Regions from separate parts of the Homo sapiens genome. Here region 1 is linked to region 2. The links are chromatin contacts, found by Hi-C or POLR2A ChIA-PET in ENCODE. All regions are on one chromosome and are shown on one strand. The core of a region is the stretch at or near the end of the contact, and the rest is flanking DNA. Distances in the headings are between cores, read along the strand shown.

Region 1 (4,355 bases), core at 84-2,583, 42 kb after region 2:
GGACCAGGATTAGGTAAGGCGAGTGAGGTATCCAGGACCCAAAATAAAAAGAGGTACTCACCCAGGGCATGTAAGTGAAGGTCGGCTCCTGAGAATGGATGCATCCTTACATCTTTTTTTTTTTTTTTTTGTAGTAAAACACACATAACAGAAAATTTACCAGTTCAATCATTTTTTTTGTTTTGTTGTTGTTTTTGTTTTTTGTTGTTGATGTTGTTGTTGTTGCTGTTGTTGTTTGAGACGGGTCTCGCTCTGTCGCCAGGCTGGAGTGCAATGGCGCGATCTCAGCTCACTGCAACCTCCGCCTCCAGGGTTCAAGCGATCCTCCTGCCTCAGCCTCCCGAGTAACTGGGACTCGAGTGCTCCATCATGCCCAGCTAATTTTTTGTATTTTGGATAGAGATGGGGTTTCACCATGTTGACCAGGATGATCTCAATCTCTTGACCTTGTGATCTCCCACCTTGGTCTCCCAAAGTGCTCGGATTACAGGCGTGAGCCACCGCGCTGGGCTGGTTCAATCATTTTAAAGTGTACAATCAGTGGTTTTCAGTACATTCGCAATGCGTGGAACCAGCACAACATTGTCTAATTAAAAGATATTTTCTTTTTTTCTTTTCTTTTCTTCTTGGTTTTTGTTTTGTTTTGTTTTGAGACAAGTTCTCACTCTGTCACTCAGGCTGGAGTATAGTGGTGCAATCGCGGCTCACTGCAGCCTCAACCTCCCAGGCACAGGTAATCCTCCCACCTCAGCTTCCTGAATAGCTGAAACCACAGGTGTGTGCCACCACACCCTGCTAATGTTTAAATTATCTGTAGAGACGGAGCCTCACTATGTTGCCCAGGCTGCTCTCAATCTCCTGGGCTCAACTGATGTGTCTGCCTTGGCCTCTTAAAGTGCTGGGATTACAGGCATGAGCCACTGCACCCAGCCCCAAGACATTTTCATTACCCTAAAAGAAAACCCTTTAGTCACAAGTGTGGTTCCAGGTGTGAGCTGGCTTTGTGATCTGTAGAGCTGAGGGTAGAAGCTTCCATTTGAAACGTCTGCTCAGGTGGCTGCTGGAATGTGGCTGGACTTCAGGTAGACTATACCTTAGTTGGCCCTACAGAGGCATCTAAGAAGTTGTCCAGAATTTGAAGTTCTATAAAAGGAGACCCATTTACAATACACGCAAGGGAGCTGACTATTGAAAAGAAGCCAGCAGTGAATCCTTTGGTGTGCCTTTGTGTTGAATAAATTGGAATTTTTATAGATTGGGTTTGCAGCTCAACCAAGTTCTGAAAAGTGTGAGTCCAAACCGCATAGAGGTGAAGGTGGCAGGACTCAAGTTTCTATGGTTTTAAGGGTACAGGGACTTTCTCCTGCGCAATAATCTCATCTAAGAGAAGCCCAGGGCCTCCCACGTGGGCTTGTAGAGGGCAGGCTCCAGACTACAGAGAAAAGGGGAAACTGTGTTTTCCCCGCCCACAGAGACTGAAGGTCAGACCAGATCACGTTAAAGCAAGAAGACTTGGTATTCTTCCCTGGGGAATTTGTAGGTTACCAAGATTGGCAGGGAAGGGGAGGAGGACCAGAGATGTTCTAGAGTGTCACTCGATCCCCATGTATGGAGGGAACATTAACCCTGTGTCACGCACTTGGCACTTGGTACTTATTATTCCATTTAATTTCCCCAGCAATCCCTTCACTCACAGGCAAAGCCTGCAATTACCAACAAGGTAAAGTGGCTGACCAAGGCCACAGGCAAGTCAAGCCCTGGGGCTAGGATTGGAACCCAAATCTCATGGCTCAAGTCTTGAGGCTGACTCCACCAAGCCACTGTGAAGTCCCCCTGAGAGCAACCAAGAGCCAGGCATGTGGGGGGTAACAGGGCTAGAGAGGATGTTCTCAGTGGGCAGTGCTAATGTGACCCTGTGGGAGGGACATTCCTGTCTTCTCTTTTTGGTTTGTCTTGGAAAGTCCCACATCTTTTGCAGAACTGCTTCCTGGTATCCCTATCTGGAATTTACACCAAGGACAGCCAAAGGCCAAGACTGGCTTAGAGGCCTGAGGAGTGGGGATCAGAGAAAAGGGTCAGTCCATCCTGTGCAGCCTTCCCGGCCTGGGCCCCTGTGAGTTGATGGAGGAAATCAGTGGCCATCGTTCCCCTATCCTTATCCTGAGCAGGGGTACTGGAGGCCCTGGGAAAGCCCCCTGAGCTAAGACTGATCTTCCTTGCCCAAAAATAGCTGCCTGGGATTCAAAGAGACTGCATGGGAAGAGGAGGAACTTCAGATTCACACCTGGGTTCAAATCCTGGTTCCATCCCTTACTTGCTGTGTGACCTTGGCCAATGTCCCTCACTTCTCTGCACCTTGGTTTCTCCATCTGTAAAGTGGGATCAACCATCATCCTATGGAAGGGGCCAGTCCACAGGAAACACCTCTCATCAGGGAGTGGGAGCTGTTAGGAGGTTTCTCAGCATTCCTCTAGCTTCTAGAAGCCCCCTTCCAAGGAGTAAAACCTGTGCCTAAAGTGCTAGTGCTCTGGCCTAGGCACTGGCTTGGCCCTGGGGAGCTACCATGATGGACCAGTTATGGTCCCTGCCCTTCCGGAGCACAAAGTCTAGGGAGGAGGACAGAGCCTAAGCAGGCAGAGCCACACGTGGGATAGGGCTGCAGCAAAGGGACACACAGGGGCCCCAAAAGGGAAGGAGGATCCTGCCTGGGGTCAGGGAAGACTCCACAGGGACAGAGACTGGGGGCGAGAGTTTAAATCTTTAATAACCTGTTTGTCACAGTCACTGACCAATCAGAAAGGACACTGGCTGTAAACAATCCACAGCACCCACCAGTGTCTACCAGCTGATGATGAATGCCCTGGGAAGGGGCATTGATTGGGGTGCTGGCGGATGAATAAGAGTTCTTTCGACAAGTGGGAAGAAAGGGCACCCCAGGCAAAGGGAGCACTACGTGCTCAATCCTGGTGACAGGAAAAACCACGGCTGGAGCATAAGATGTGTTGGGGGAAGGTGGGGCATGAGAGCAGAGAGGGTCTCGAATGCCACTACATTTGGGAGACACGGTTAGGACTTCTCTGATGTGGCACTCCACACTGGTGACCCAGTTGAACAGGCACTGCAGTGAGAGTTTTCAGGGTCTGGACACGCCTCCTCTCCCAGGTCCACGACATCTACATGGGGCAGAGCTCTTACTAGGGGTCCAGGCTCAGGCTCCATTCTCTTGGGAGAGGGGCTGGCAAGGTGGGTCAGGAAGAGAGGCTCAGCCAAGGGGCTCTAGAGAGCCTTTTGAGTGGGGAAACTGAGGCCAATGCTCAGATGTATGAGTGGGATCAAATCAGTGGGAGGTGGAGACACTGGTGACCTGAGCTTCCCTGAGCTTCCCTGGCTTTGAGTCCTCCCCCTAGAGTGGCACTGAGGCCTCCTGTTAGCTCAGGAAAAACTCAGGGATGTTTTAAGGGTCAAGTTCTAGCACCAGCTCTGCTGCTGATGAGCTGTGACCTTGAGCAAGGCACAGACCCCTCTGGGCATGGGGACCCTGTTGATTGCTTCCTTGGAAATGGAAGATGTCCCAGGCTGATCCTGTTCTGCCAGCCTCCCTGACCTGGCATCATGGAGAATGTGAGGGCTTCAGATTCAGGCAGAGCTGAGTTTGAATCTCTGCTTTGGAAATGGACTGGGTGTTTGACTTGGACCAAGTGCTAAGCTCTGGGCCTTTATTTCCCCATCTACAAAACAAGGAATTGATTGGTGAGATTAGCGTTGAATGGAATAAATGAAAAACTCTGGTGGGGGGGGGCAGCTGGGCACAGTGACTCGCGCCTGTAATCCCAGCACTTTGGGAGGCCGAGGTGGGTGGATCACCTGAGGTCAGGAGTCCAAGACCAGCGTGGGCAACACGGCGAAACCCCGTCTCTACTAAAAATACAAAAATTAGCTGGGCATGGTGGTGCATGTCTGTAATCTCAGCTACTCAGGAGGCTGAACCAGGAGAATCACTTGAACCCAGGAGGCGGAGGCTGCAGTGAGCCGAGATCGTGCCATTGCACTTCAGCCTGTGTGACAAGAGTGAAACGCCTCTCGAAAATAAAAAATAAAAAAAAATAAAAAAGAAAGAAAAGAAAAAGAAAAAACTCTGGGGACTGGAGACAAAATAGTAAAAGGAGGTGGTAGAGAGCCTTGCTTCCGCCCTCACCTCCTATGAGGTGCCCTCTGCTTGCAGAATCTCTCAGCAGCCGGACTTTTGCAGAAGCTGCAGGTCAGTGGTGAGTGAGGAGGAAGGCTGTATCATTGATTGTTCTCCCAGGACACTTTGAGCATGAAAGGGGGCACCGTTAGTAATAAACAGCCATAAA
Region 2 (4,746 bases), core at 1,063-3,562:
CTGTGAAGAAATATCTGAGACTGGGTAATTTGTAAGAAAAGAGGTTCCGTTGGCTCATGGTTCTGCAGGCCATACAGGAAGCATAATATTGGCATCTGCTTCTGGGGAGGCCTCAGGAAACTTACAATTATGCGGAAGGTGAAGGGGGAGCCAGGCCTCTCACATGGTGGGAGCGGGAGCAAGAGAGAGAGGGGGAGGTGCCACAGAGTTTAAAATGATAAGATCTCAGGAGAGCTCACTCACTATGGTGAGGGCAGCACCAAGGGGATGGTACTAAGCCATTCATGAGAAATCCGCCCTCATGATCCCATCACCTCCCACCGGGCCACACCTCCAACACTGGGGATTACATTTCAATATGAGATTTGGGTGGGGACAACATCCAAACTGTATCAAAAAAGTAATTTAAAATCTTCCAACCAAGAAAAGCCTAGGACCAGATGGCTTCATAGCTGAATTCGGCCAGCCATTCGAAGAATTATTATCAGTTCTTCTTAAACTCTACCAAAAAAATAGAGCTAGAGGAAATATTTCCAAACACTTGTTATGAGGCCAGAATCACCTTAATACCTAAGCCAGACAAAGATACCACACAAAAAAATGAAGCTACAGGCCAATCTCTATAATGAACATCGATGTAAAAATCCTAATAAAATATAAGCAAGCCAAAATCAAGAACACACAAAAAAGACTACATGTCATAACCAAGTAGGGTCTATTTCTGACAGGCAAGACTGGTTTAATGTGCACAAATCAATCAATGTGGTACGTTACATTAACAGAATGAAAGATAAAAACCACACAATCATCTCAGTTGAAACAGAAAAAGCACTTGACCAAGTTCAGCATCCTTTCTGGATAAAAACTCTTAACAGTTTTGGCATAGAAAGAAAGTTTCTTGACATAATAGAGGCCATTTATGAAAAAACCACAGCTAACACCATAATTAATGGGGAACAATCAAAAACTTTCCTACTGAAATCTAGAACAAGGCAAGGATGCCCACTCTCTCCACTTCTATTCAACATGGTACTGGAAGTATGAGCAAGAGCAATCAGACAAGAAAAAGAAATAAAAGTCATCTAAATCAGAAAGGAAGAAGTAAAATGATCTCTATTTGCAGATGACATGATTCTATATACAGAAAATCCCAAAGATTCCACACAAAAAAACCCTGTTATATCTAATAAATAAATTCAGCGAAGTCATAGGATGCAAAATCAACACACAAAAGTCAATAGCAGATCTACACAAAAACAACAGCCTAGGTGAAAAACAAATCAAGAAAGCAATCTTATCTACAAAGGCATTAAAAAAATACTGAGGAATAAATTTAACCAAGGAGGTGTAATATTTGTATACTGAAAACTAGAAAACATTGATAAAGAAATTGAAGATCTAAATTAGTGGAAAGCTATTTCATGCTCATGGATGAGAAGAATTAATATTATTAATATCTGTACTCCCAAAACAATGTACAGATTGAATGCAATGAGGTCAGGGGGTTTAATTGCAAGTAAAAAAAATAAAAGAAAGAAAGCTTCTTCAAAACAGCCCAAGAAGAGAAGGGAATTTATTAAAACAGGAGGGTCCCAGAGATCCAAGGCTGGACATGGAGCAGCTTCAGGAAGGCAGGAGTAGGGACCCAGAAAGTTGTCAGGAGATCTGGAGGTAGTGTCTTAGGCTCCTTGTGACTATCTCTCTCTTTATCTCAGTCTTCCTTCTTATTTTCCTTCCTTTCTCTCTCCCTCTCCCGCTCCCCGCCTTGTCTCAGTATCTCTCCTGCATGACTGCCTCTTTCTATCTTGTCTCTGCCTGTCTCTGTCTCTCCCTCCCATAACTGCATTTCAACCTTTCCATGATTGAGTCTTCTCTCTGCCATTCTATGAGCAAGTGGCCAAACACAGCCAGTCCAGCCCAGCTTTATGCCTCCTTTCAAATAACCAGCCAGGAAGGCAACCCAGTATCCCTGATTCTCAAAGCCAAAGTCACAGGAGAAAGAAGCTGATTGGCTCAGCTCAAATCAGCCTGCACCTCTGGTCTAATCAGCTGTCGCTAGGGGAGCAGAGAGGTACAAATATGGCCCCTGAGGTTCCACCTAGGGGAGAGGAGGATACAAGAGAAGGGAGCTGGAGGGCTGGCCAGGAGCACAGATGCCCACCACACCTGCCTGCCCAGTTGGACCCTCTCAGAGACGGGTTTTGACCTGAATTGAGCTTTGGTCCTCTTGGCCCCTTGGCCACGGTCACGTAGACTGCTAGCTGAGCTCCATTCCCTTCATATCTGCACATGGTACTTCCCGTCTCTGAGTCTCTGCTTCCTCATTTGTGAAATGATAGTAACAGCCCCTCCCAGTGGGGTGGTTGCAAGACGACATGAAGTTGTGTGGGCAGAGGACCCAAGGCCTTGCTGGCCACAGTGACTATGACACATCTGAATTCCCTAAAGTCCTACAGTTCCCGTGGTCCTCGCCTACCTGCCCCACTCCTCCCTTCTTCCCCTACCTCCACCATCTTCCCCCACTGCCAGTACGGCCCCAGGATGCTTGTGGTTACAACCAGTGAGATCTACTGCCCTCTACCACCACCCACATATCGCTAATTTGAGAAACGCACACCAGGGTGTCTGGGTTTAGCTGTTGAAACCACACATTCTGACCATCTTCTCAGTCCACTGAGCCTCCGTGGTCAGCCTGGCTGAGCTCTTTGTGGACCAGACATTGTTCTGCGGTCCCCACTCTAAAATCAGGTGGGGGCAGCATTAAGGAAGCCTTGGTGCCTATAGGATATCAGACACCCCAGATGCCTCAGGGATCTCCTTGAATGCTGCGCTACACACTATGGACAGATGCAACTGTTGATGTCATTTCTTTTTTTTTTTTTTTTTTAATTTGAGACGGTGTCTCGCTGTGTCGCCCAGGCTGGAGTGCAGTGGCGTGATCTCGGCTCACTACAACCTCCACCTCCCAGGTTCAAGTGATTCTCCTGCCTCAGTCTCTCAAGTAGCTGGGACTACAGGCATGCACCACCACACCTGGCTAATTTTTGTGTTTTTGGTAGACGGGGTTTCACCATGTTGGCAAGGCTGGTCTCAAACTCCCGACCTCAAGTCACCTGCCCACCTCAGCCTCCCAAATTGCTGGGATTACAGGAATGAGACACCACACCTGGCCCGTTTCTTCTTATTTTTGTTATTTTCTTATTTATTAAGCCAGCGTTCCCCGCTGCCTACTCTCTTCTTACTGGAGGCTGACCACTGGGGACTTCTGTATCTATGGAAGATGTGGGTGTTGAACTTGGGAACCTCAGGCCATGACATAAGGCTGAACAGGCCTCACCATGTCCTTTGGGTGCAAGAAGATCACGTGGAGAGGCACATCCAGCACCCAGCCCCAAGGCCCACCTCCTTGTCCCAGAACCCTAGTCTACCACAAATCTCCCACCTTCTGCCCCAACAAGAGAGTTCGGGTTGTTCCCAAATGGAGTCTTCCATGGACCTATGAATCTGACCAGGGCACCTCAGCTGGGCTGGCCTCTGAGCATGTTTTTTGCTTTTTGTTTTCTTTTTGAGACAGAGTCTTGCTCTGTTGCCCAGGCTGGAGTGCAGTGGCATGATCTCGGCTCACTGCAACCACTGCCTCCCAGGTTCAAGCGTTTCTCCCAGGTCAGCCTCCAAGTAACTGGGATTACACTTGCCCACCACCACACCCAGCTAATTTTTGTATTTTTAGTAGAGCTGGGGTTTCACCACGTTGGCCAGGCTGGTCTTGAACTCCTGGTGACCCACCTGCCTTGGCCTCCCAAAGTACTGGGATTACAGGCATGAGCCACCGCACCCAGGCCCTGGCCCCTGAGCCTTTGCTGCACCAGCCTCTGTTCCACACAGACCTTTCCTGTGCCTTGACCCAGCGCCAGACCCTTCCTGACAGCTCCAGCCCCTAAGACCTGGGCAGCTCCTGGGTCTGTGATGGAAAGCTTTATGCTCACTCAGGAGGTCTCTACCTGGAGGTGCTTAAGCCCCAATGCAGAAGTTGATGAAGCTGCTTTCTAAGTTCAAAAACCTAGAGCTAGCTTTTCCCTTGGGTGCAGCACACACCTCGGCAGGAGGATGGGGTTGGGGGTTCAAGTCCCAGCCACCACCTCAAGTCTGGAACTCTCCTTTTTGTTCAGGCCCTATTGCTTACTCCAGAATCCATATTTTCTCATGGTACATTTCCCCTAGGAGGCCCTGCAGCCACCCACGCCACCCCACGACCCAGCTTCCATCTCGGCTACAAATAGAAAAACTCTAACTCGACTGGTAGACACTCCTGTCTCACAGAGGGGAAAACTGAAGGCCAGCAGGGCTGTTCCTGGGTCAGTTATGTCCATGGCTGTATGATAGGTTGGGGTACTGGTCCATAAATATTCACAGGCCTCCACCTGCCCTGGGTGAGTATACATCCTGAATGGTGTGCTGGGCTTGGTCATGTGACTCTCATCAGCAATTGGAATGTGAGTCAAGTTCTTATTTTTTTTTTTTTTTTTTTTTTTGCTTTTTTGAGAAAGGGACTTTGTCTGTTGCCCTGGCTGGTGTGCAGTGGGACAATGATAGTTCACTGTAGCCTCAAACTCCTAGGCTCAAGTGATCCTCCTGCCTCAGCCTCCCAAGTAGCCGGGAATACAGGTGCCCACCACCATGCCCAGCAAATTTTTAAATTTTTTGTAGAGACGGGGGTCTCACTATGTTGCCCAGGCTGGTCCCAGA

The links. A loop is a pair of places that touch in the nucleus more often than their neighbours do. ChIA-PET counts read pairs that join two places held with the same protein, here RNA polymerase II (POLR2A). Pooled maps may share reads with other maps.
Region 1: a loop to region 2 is called in a map with no recorded cell type, with 10 times the contacts of the local background. The contact joins two enhancer-like sites. A Hi-C loop is called at or near these places in 6 of 168 maps with a recorded cell type or tissue (B cell, GM12878, breast epithelium and 3 more), 15 of 37 single-sample maps with no recorded cell type and 12 of 50 pooled maps. POLR2A ChIA-PET finds 5 or more read pairs at or near these places in 8 of 52 experiments (A549, GM12878, H1 and 5 more).

Annotation. Positions count from the first base shown.
Region 1 is chr9:124,237,986-124,242,340 of GRCh38, forward strand. No RefSeq gene overlaps it. Among named protein-coding and RNA genes, the nearest start is that of NEK6, 18 kb to the right of the region's middle. RefSeq lists enhancers at 1,739-1,788, 1,919-1,968. Within about 2 kb of position 1,334, at least 5 of the 41 ENCODE cell types and tissues checked have a DNase peak (open chromatin) inside an H3K27ac peak, as active enhancers do; they include GM12878, where a contact is called at or near this core.
Region 2 is chr9:124,195,224-124,199,969 of GRCh38, forward strand. No RefSeq gene overlaps it. Among named protein-coding and RNA genes, the nearest start is that of NEK6, 60 kb to the right of the region's middle. Within about 2 kb of position 2,313, at least 9 of the 41 ENCODE cell types and tissues checked have a DNase peak (open chromatin) inside an H3K27ac peak, as active enhancers do; they include GM12878, where a contact is called at or near this core.